2 separate regions of the Homo sapiens genome follow, and region 2 is linked to region 1. The links are chromatin loops, found by intact Hi-C in ENCODE. Cell type or tissue: B cell. All regions are shown on one strand. Region 1 overlaps TCF12 (transcription factor 12). Region 2 holds the start of SNORD13D (small nucleolar RNA, C/D box 13D).

The links. Peaks named below come from ENCODE experiments on the same cell type or tissue, not always from the same donor. Only the 100,000 strongest peaks of a DNase experiment are listed, where the experiment ranks them.
Region 2: it touches region 1 in a loop (2.8-fold over the local background); 7 of 110 quality-filtered maps call a loop at or near these places.

Annotation. Positions count from the first base shown.
Region 1 is chr15:57,225,217-57,229,216 of GRCh38, forward strand. The region is part of intron 8 of TCF12 (transcription factor 12); the gene reads left to right. Among named protein-coding and RNA genes, the nearest start is that of SNORD13D, 51 kb to the right of the region's middle. In B cell, no CTCF peak of the experiment used is centred here; no DNase peak of the experiment used is centred here.
Region 2 is chr15:57,275,666-57,279,665 of GRCh38, forward strand. The region is part of intron 19 of TCF12 (transcription factor 12); the gene reads left to right. SNORD13D (small nucleolar RNA, C/D box 13D) reads right to left here and starts at 2,992; the gene lies at 2,902-2,992. In B cell, no CTCF peak of the experiment used is centred here; no DNase peak of the experiment used is centred here; H3K27ac peaks cover 1,299 bases.

The DNA.
Region 1 (4,000 bases):
ATGCTTTTTTTTTTTTTTTTTTTTTTTTTTTTTTTAAGACGGAGTCTTGCACTGTCGCCCAGACTGGAGTGCAGTGGCAATGGTGTGATCTCAGCTCACTGCAAGCTCCGCCTCCCAGGTTCACATCATTCTCCTGCCTCAGCCTCCTGACTAGCTGAGACTACAGGCGCCCGCCACCATGCCCGGCTAATTTTTTTTATTATTATTTTTAGTAGAGATGGGGTTTCACTGTGTTATCCAGGATGGTCTCGACCTCCTGACCTCATGATCCACCCGCCTCGGCCTCCCAAAGTGCTGGGATTACAGGCGTGAGCCACTGCGCCCAGCCAAGGATATATGCTTTTTATCTGAGGATGTATATAAGATCAGTATTAATACAAAATAACAGATCAGAATGATCTGAAAATGATCAGAAAAATATATAGGAAATGGTTTTTAGGAAATGTCTTTAATTTTCTCTGATATCTTCCTAGCACTCTAATACAAATGGGTATAGTTATTAAAGCAAAATTTTATTTACTCTTCTTAAAAGAGCCTCTTTTTACTAAATTCCAATCCCATAAAATTGAGAAAGAGACATGGGTTGTATATATTGCTACGTGTGGAACTTGCGTAGATTAATCAATTTATTTATTTATTCATTTTTTTTTTCTTTTATTATACTTTAAGTTTTAGGGTACATGTGCACAATGTGCAGGTTAGTTACATATGTATACATGTGCCATGTTTGGTGTGCTGCACCCATTAACTTGTCATTTAACATTAGGTATATCTCCTAATGCTATCCCTCCCCCCTCCCCCCAGATTAATCAATTTAAATTAAATTAATAATTTAAACACTAAAAATCTTAAAATTACCTAGTTTTTTGAATGCTGACTCTTAAATGTACATATGCTTAAAATTATAGGCCTAGAGTCTTAATTACAGTTTTTTAATATAGGGTTTGACCTGGGTTGGGATATTCTTTTATTAATATTTCATTGACCTAGACTTTTTTTTTTTTTCTCAAGGTTTTAGGTACTTAGCTAGATCTTGTAAAGTTTTTATTGTTTAATACTAAATATAATTATATAAGATACCAGATAAAGTGGATGTTCCTGAATATAATATCATATTTTCATTTTAAAATTATGATGGCAGGGCAAGTTAGCCAAATAATTTTGTTATGTTTTGTTACTTTGGTAAATTGATGTAAATTATGCTGAATATAATTTCTGTTATTGGCACAGACCTTTCACATATTTGAGGCCCACATTAGCGTGTGTTAAAGTGTTTAATGATACTGAACATATGGGAACTTAAAGAGAACTGCTATTCAAACCATCTTGACAAAAGATCTAACAGAAGCCCAAACATAGTGAAATCTTGGTAATTAGTTCTGTGTTGGACCATGTTCAGAAAAGTAGGTAGCCTTCTCCATACTTCTTTATTCCAAATTAGGTGAAGGTGTTCTCAAAATGTTTCAGAATGTAGGCTGACTTTGGTTTTCTTAGGCCTTGAAGCACATAAGAATTCTAGAATATGTTTCAAAATAATTTATACAATCTTAAACTGCCGGATAAGAAGGATCTAAATCTGCCTTGTTCAGTATAGTAAGCAGTAGCCACAAGCAGTATTTAAATAAAATAAAATAAAATTTAAAATTCAGTTTCTCAATTGCACTATCCACATTTCAAGTGTTCAGTAGTCATGTGACTGATAGCTACTGTATTGTACAGCATAGATACGGAACATTTCCATCATCACAGAAACCTATTGGACAATACTCATATAAAGCATTCTTCTTATTTTCTGTGGAAGGGTATCTCAATTAGGATATATAGCTATTGTCACATACTAAAGAAAATTCCCATCTCTTCATCCCTTGGTACCTTAAAAAGTATCAGCCACCACACAGGCTGTAGATCTGATTTTTAAAGTATGGATAATCACACCATGCTTTAACTTTGTCTTATCTGAATGTGACTAGATAAAAAGAAAAACTATCTTCTTTAGCAAAACCTCTGCTTCTTTGCATTTTTTCTCAATAACAGAAAGTCATTACGCCTCCCTGCCTCACAAGAATGTTTCCAGTGTTAATTACAGGAAAGATGTATTGAAATCGAGAGCACAGTGCACAGCTCCAGCCTCTAGAGCTGAACAGAGTGTATGCCTTGAATTTGGGGTTATCCATATGACTAAACTGAATCATCTGAGCAGGAAAAAAGGGATCTGTCTTTGCCAGTTTGACTCAAATTTGTTGTATGAACTAAAACATTTTAAGGATAATTATGTAATCACTGTGAAGAGTAACTGTAAATATTCATCCCAAAGTATACTATCCCTTTTTAAAAGTTGCTTTACGGTGAGTGTGATGAGGACATGCAAGATATGATTTATGTGATTGCGTTGTTTTCAACAGACTTAATAGTGAAGGGGAGGTATCTGTTAGATTTTCTATTTTATTCTTCCAAGTTAGAACTGTCTGTTCACCACACATTCAAAATTTTTCTTAACACCATTCTTAGAGGGGAAAGTATAAGTGCTTGGGAAAAGAGTTGGTCCCATGGTAGCTACTGTGAGCTTGGCATTCTGAAAAGGAGGATAGAATTCTAAAGAAAATATCTACCACATTTTAATAGAACATCTTAAATTACTTAATTTTACCCTTTTTCTATTCTCTTTAAAATAGTTTGACTCCTGGTAGATTTTAATTATCTTAAAGCATATATATTCCTTTCTCTTAATTTTAAGATCGACTGTCATGATACAAAATCATCCTTCAGATTTAAACCAATGATTAGATCATTAACTAGGGGAAAAAAACTGGCATCTATGTTCAGGTGATCAGATGACATAAGCAGTCTGATTTTAATTTGTGGCCAGTACTGATTGTAACCAAGAGAGACTTGCTCTTTTTGTGGAATTGGCTGACTATTTCCCTACATCTGGAGTTAATAAAGCCTTTGAGACCACATCAGTTGTGCTTTGCCGCAAGAAGTCTTTGATCTGAAAAATCAAGACTGGCACAACTGCTGCTTCATAACATTGCATCTATGTTTTTGCAAGCTATAGTTAAGATACCAAAAGTAAAGTTATTTAGCTTATTTAGCCTGTGTTAGAAATGCTGGTAAATGTACCTCTTTGAAAGCCATATATTTCAAAACATTCTTATGATGAAAATTTTGAACTCGTGTTAATACAAAAATGATATAGTAGGATTTTTTTTTGCCATTTTCATTTATAAGGTCTGTCCTTTAAAAGTCCATTGTTTTCAAAATCTGTTTGAAAGAAATAGCATTAAAAACAAACTTTACCTCTAAAATGTGCCATTTTCTCCATACAACTTCAAAATTTTTGCGTAAGGGAAGGCAAGTCTCTTTCTGTGCTTTGTGTGGTTTATCTTAGTTTTCTTGCTCTCCATGACAACCGTGAATAAACCATTTTCTGATCAGCATATTCTCTTTTATTTAGCAGCGATTTGTAAATCAGGAAAGTTTATCCTTTGACTTCCTTCTGTAATTGTAACCATTTTCAAAATTTAAAAATGTAAGTATATTAGTGTGTGAAATACAGCGAATTGAATGGGAATAAGGATAAAGAAATATAAATTGATAAATTATGTAAAAATTTAAACTGACAAATTATGTCCATTTTTGTGTGAAATGACACATCAAAACTGGAGTGTTTTCATAATTATCAAGTATGAGAGACTGACTTACTGTTTCAGTCTATAACCTGGATAAAATTAGAGAATTTTATATTTCATACTTACATATCAAGGATGATGTGTATAGTAAGTGCACATTTGTGATAAAAAGCATGTGTTCGGGTGCTGTCTTCTAAATTTGATTCACATTGTACTTTCTGGCTAGGTCTGTGGATTTATTCTGTTTTTTTGTTGTTCATGGTTTAGCTTGGCTTGAGGAAATCTATATAGAAAGGGGACAGAGAACTTCTAGCTAGGGCTAAGTTTAGAAGATGAAACTTGATTAAAAGAAAATAGTCCAAAGTTCCTTT
Region 2 (4,000 bases), 50 kb after region 1:
TCCCTGATCCAACACTTTCTATAAAAACAGCTTTTGTTTACATGACCTATTTGGGCATCCTCTGCACTCTGGCTCCCCTTCTGATTTGGGATGATGCTGCAAGACTGTATCTGATTGTGACCCAACCTGTCACAATCACTGGATGCTTATTTTTACCAGGAGGCAAGCAGACCCAGGTCTAGCAGTTCATCCCAGAGAAGAGTGGCTTCTCTTCTAAGCCTCAGATTTTGCCAGAGCATTTTTTGTGCCTTGTTGCCCCACCTGTCAAACCCTAAGTCCCCACTGCCAGTTTAAGCTTTTCCATTATCATGACTACAACGTTATTTGTACCTTTGCCATTTTTATTCCCCAGCAGATAAAACAAATGACCTTCAAGTTTGTACTCTCAGCGTTACTCAAGACTCAGTGGTTAAACATTTCCTCCTCTCAAGCTCTTTCACAGGTCAGCTTAGTCAGGTCACTGTTCTTTTGATAATTTAGTGATGAGAGAACTATTAGATTTTCAGTTTCCTGTTCTACAAGTGAGTTTGAACATAAATGGTGTTGGACAGTGGTTTTGAAATCTGGCTGGTCCCAGAATCACCTGAAGCTTTTCTTTCCTCAAACATTTCCAAACCTTACCCCAGGAGATTCTGGTGCAATGAGATGGTTAAATGTGGTAGACTTAGCATATGCAGTGATAATACTGCAATCTTTCCTACATCCCCACTAAAATAAATAAAAATGATATTCATTTTAACCCACAAGGACAGATGAGAGAGGAGACCATAGCAGATGAAATAGCGAAAGCTGCATGTAGGATAGAAAGTCGATGGAATAGTGGTACTTATTTGTTTCTAAGTACTGAAGAATACATGTTTCAAGAGTGGTAAGATCTAATCTTGTGCTGAATACAGTGATTTCTTAAATGCCCCGAAGTTAAAATACATAATCATGAAATTTCAGAGCATTCGGGTAAAAAAAATATTCTAAAGCTTCTGGAGATAAAATATAAATAGCTTATAGATAAAGAAACAAGAATCAAAATATCATCAGCGTTCTGGACAGTAGTACTGGATTCCAGGAGATAGTGGAGCAGCACCTTCAAATTTCTGAGGAAAATAATTTCAACCTAGAATTCTTTTTTTTTTCTTTTTTTTTTCCTTTTTTTTTTTTTTGAGGCCGAGTCTCGCCCTGTCACCCAGGCTGGAGTGTAGTGGTGTGAGCTTGGCTCACTGCAACCTCTGCCTCCTGAGTTCAAGCGATTCTCCTGCCTCTGCCTCCTCCATAGCTGGGATTACAGGCACGCATCACCATGCCCAGTTAATTTTTTGTATTTTTAGTAGAGACAGAGTTTCACCATGTTGAACAGACTGGTCTGAAACTCCTGACCTCAGGTGATCCGCCTACCTCAGCCTCTCAAAGTGCTGAGATCACAGACGTGAGCCACCGCACCTGGCCAGTTTCAACCTAGAATTCTATACCTTGCCAGACAATTAATCAAAAGATGGATATAGAATGAAGATATTCCACATAAGCTGGGCATGGTGTGTGCCTATAGTCCCAGCTACTTGGGATGTTGAGTCAAGAGAATCACTTAATCCCAGGAATTTGAGGCTGAAGCGAGCTGTGATCATGCTACTACACTCCAGCCTGGGTGACAGTGCCAAGTCCACCCTGTCTCTAAATAAAAATTAAGTTGGCAGCCGGGTGCAGTGGCTCACACCTGTAATCCCAGCACTTTGGGAGGCTGAAGCAGGCAGATCATGAGGTCAAGAGATCGAGACCATCCTTGGCAACATGGTGAAACCCCATCTCTACTAAAAATACAAAAATTAGCTGGGTGGGGTGGCGTGCGCAAGTAGTCCCAGCTACTTGGGAGGCTGAGGCAGGAGAATCGCTTGAACCCAGGAGGCAGAGGTTGCAATGAGCCGAGATTGTGCCACTGCACTCCAGCCTGGCGACAGAGTGAGACTCCATCTCAAAAAAAAAAAAAAAAAAAATTAAGTTGGCTGGGCACAGTGGCTTATGCCTGTAATCCCAGCACAGTGGGAGGCCAAGGCAGGAGGATCCCTTGAGCCCAGGAGATGACTTGAGACCAGCCTGAGCAACAGTTAGGCCGCATCTCTAAAAAAAATTTAAAAATTAGCTGGATGTCTTGGCTCATACCTGAAGTACCAGCTACTTGGGAGGCTGAGGTGGGAGGATCACTTGAGCCCTAGAAGATTGAGGCTGCAGTGAGCTATGGTTGTAGCACCACACTCCAGTCTGGGCAGCAGAGTGAGAACCTGTCTCAAAGAAAAAAAAAAAGATATATCAGATATGCAAATCCTTTAAAAATTTACCTTCCATATACATCCTTTTAAAAAATAGAGACAGGGTTTCACTGTATTGCCCAGGGTGGTCTCAAACTCCTAGCACAAACGATCCTCCCACCTCAGCCTCCCAGGTAGCTGGAACTGCAGGCATTAGCCACCACACCTGGCTCGTGTATATTTTTTCAGAAAGCATCTGGAACATATGCTTTAACCAAATAAGTGCATAATCAACAAAGACAAATGTTATAGAATCCAGGAAACAAAGGATTTAACATAGAAAAACAGCAAAAATAAATCCCATGACAAGAGCTACTGGGCCTAGAGAGCAACTAGTCCATTGAAAATTGAATACTATTAGCTGCAGAAGAAAGGTTTCCAAGGAAAGAAAATGGAATTAATTGATGATGTGTTCAAGATTTTAGGAAAATATATTGATAGGCATTTGTTAGATCTCTTGGAGCATTCAGTGGTGGGGTTAGGGAGACGGAATTTGCATTACTAACAAATGAAAAAACAAGTAGCTATTAACTATAGGAAAAATAAACAGTTATATGAGCAAGGGAGCAATCACTGTAAAAAAAAAAATTTTTTTTCTTTTCCAAGTTGAGGTCAGATGGGTAATGTGCTGAGGTCATAACAAGGTTGGAGGGTGGCACATCTCACACACACTCGTGAACACCCAATCATCATGCTCATGAACTACAAAAGGATCAAACCTTTCCTCCCTCTCCCTCTCTCTCCCTCCCTCCCTCCCTCTCCCTCCCTCCCCTCTCTCTCCCTCCCTCCCTCTCTCTCCCTCTCTCTCCCTACCTCTCTCTCCCTCCCTCTCTCTCTCCGTCCCTGTCTCTCCTTTTCTTTTTCTTTCTTTCTCTTTCTCTCTTTCCTCCTTTTTTCTTTGTTTTTCTTTCTTTCTTTTTGTCTTATTCTTTATTTCTGTCTTTGTTTCTTTTTTGTTCTTTCCTCCTGTCTTCCTTCCTTCCTTTTTTTTTTTTCTCCTTTCCTTTCTTTTCTTGTCTTGTATTTTCTTTTCTTTCCTTTCCTTTTCTTTCTTCCTCAGGGTTTTGCTCTGTTGCCTAGGTTGGAGTGCAGTGGCACAATCATGGCTCACTGCAGTCTCAGCCTCCCAGGCTCAAGTGATCCTCCTACCTCAGCCCCCTCAGTAGCTGGGACTACAGGTGGGTACCAGCACACCTGGCTAATTTTTAAATTTTTGTAGAGACAGGGTCTCACTTTGTTGCCCAGGCTACTGTAAAATTCTTAACCTCAGCAGCTATCTCCATATAGTCATAATAACATAAATATTTTCCTAGTCATAATAATGTAAGAAGTGACTAGTGAGTTAGCCAAAAATTTTGCTATAAACATGTTGCAAAGTTGATGTTATAAGAGAGTCAAGTCCTCAACTACATAAGAAGTCAATAGATAGAATTCCCCTAATTGAAATATGGGAAGACATACTTCTCATGCCCTGCAGGTAATGAGAAGTACCAGATCTTTCTGGCTACTTAGCACACATTTGCCGTGGTCTGTGTCACACACCAAGAGGTATGAAAGAGTAGCCTTAGTCTTTTTTGAATCAAAGTTGTGTATTTATTTCACATTTCCTAGAGTCTGCCATAGTATTGTTCTTCCTGCCAGAAGTGTTCTTTGTCTGAATATAGGAACCTGAAAGATCTTGCCTAATTTACTGAGTTTTTGGTGCT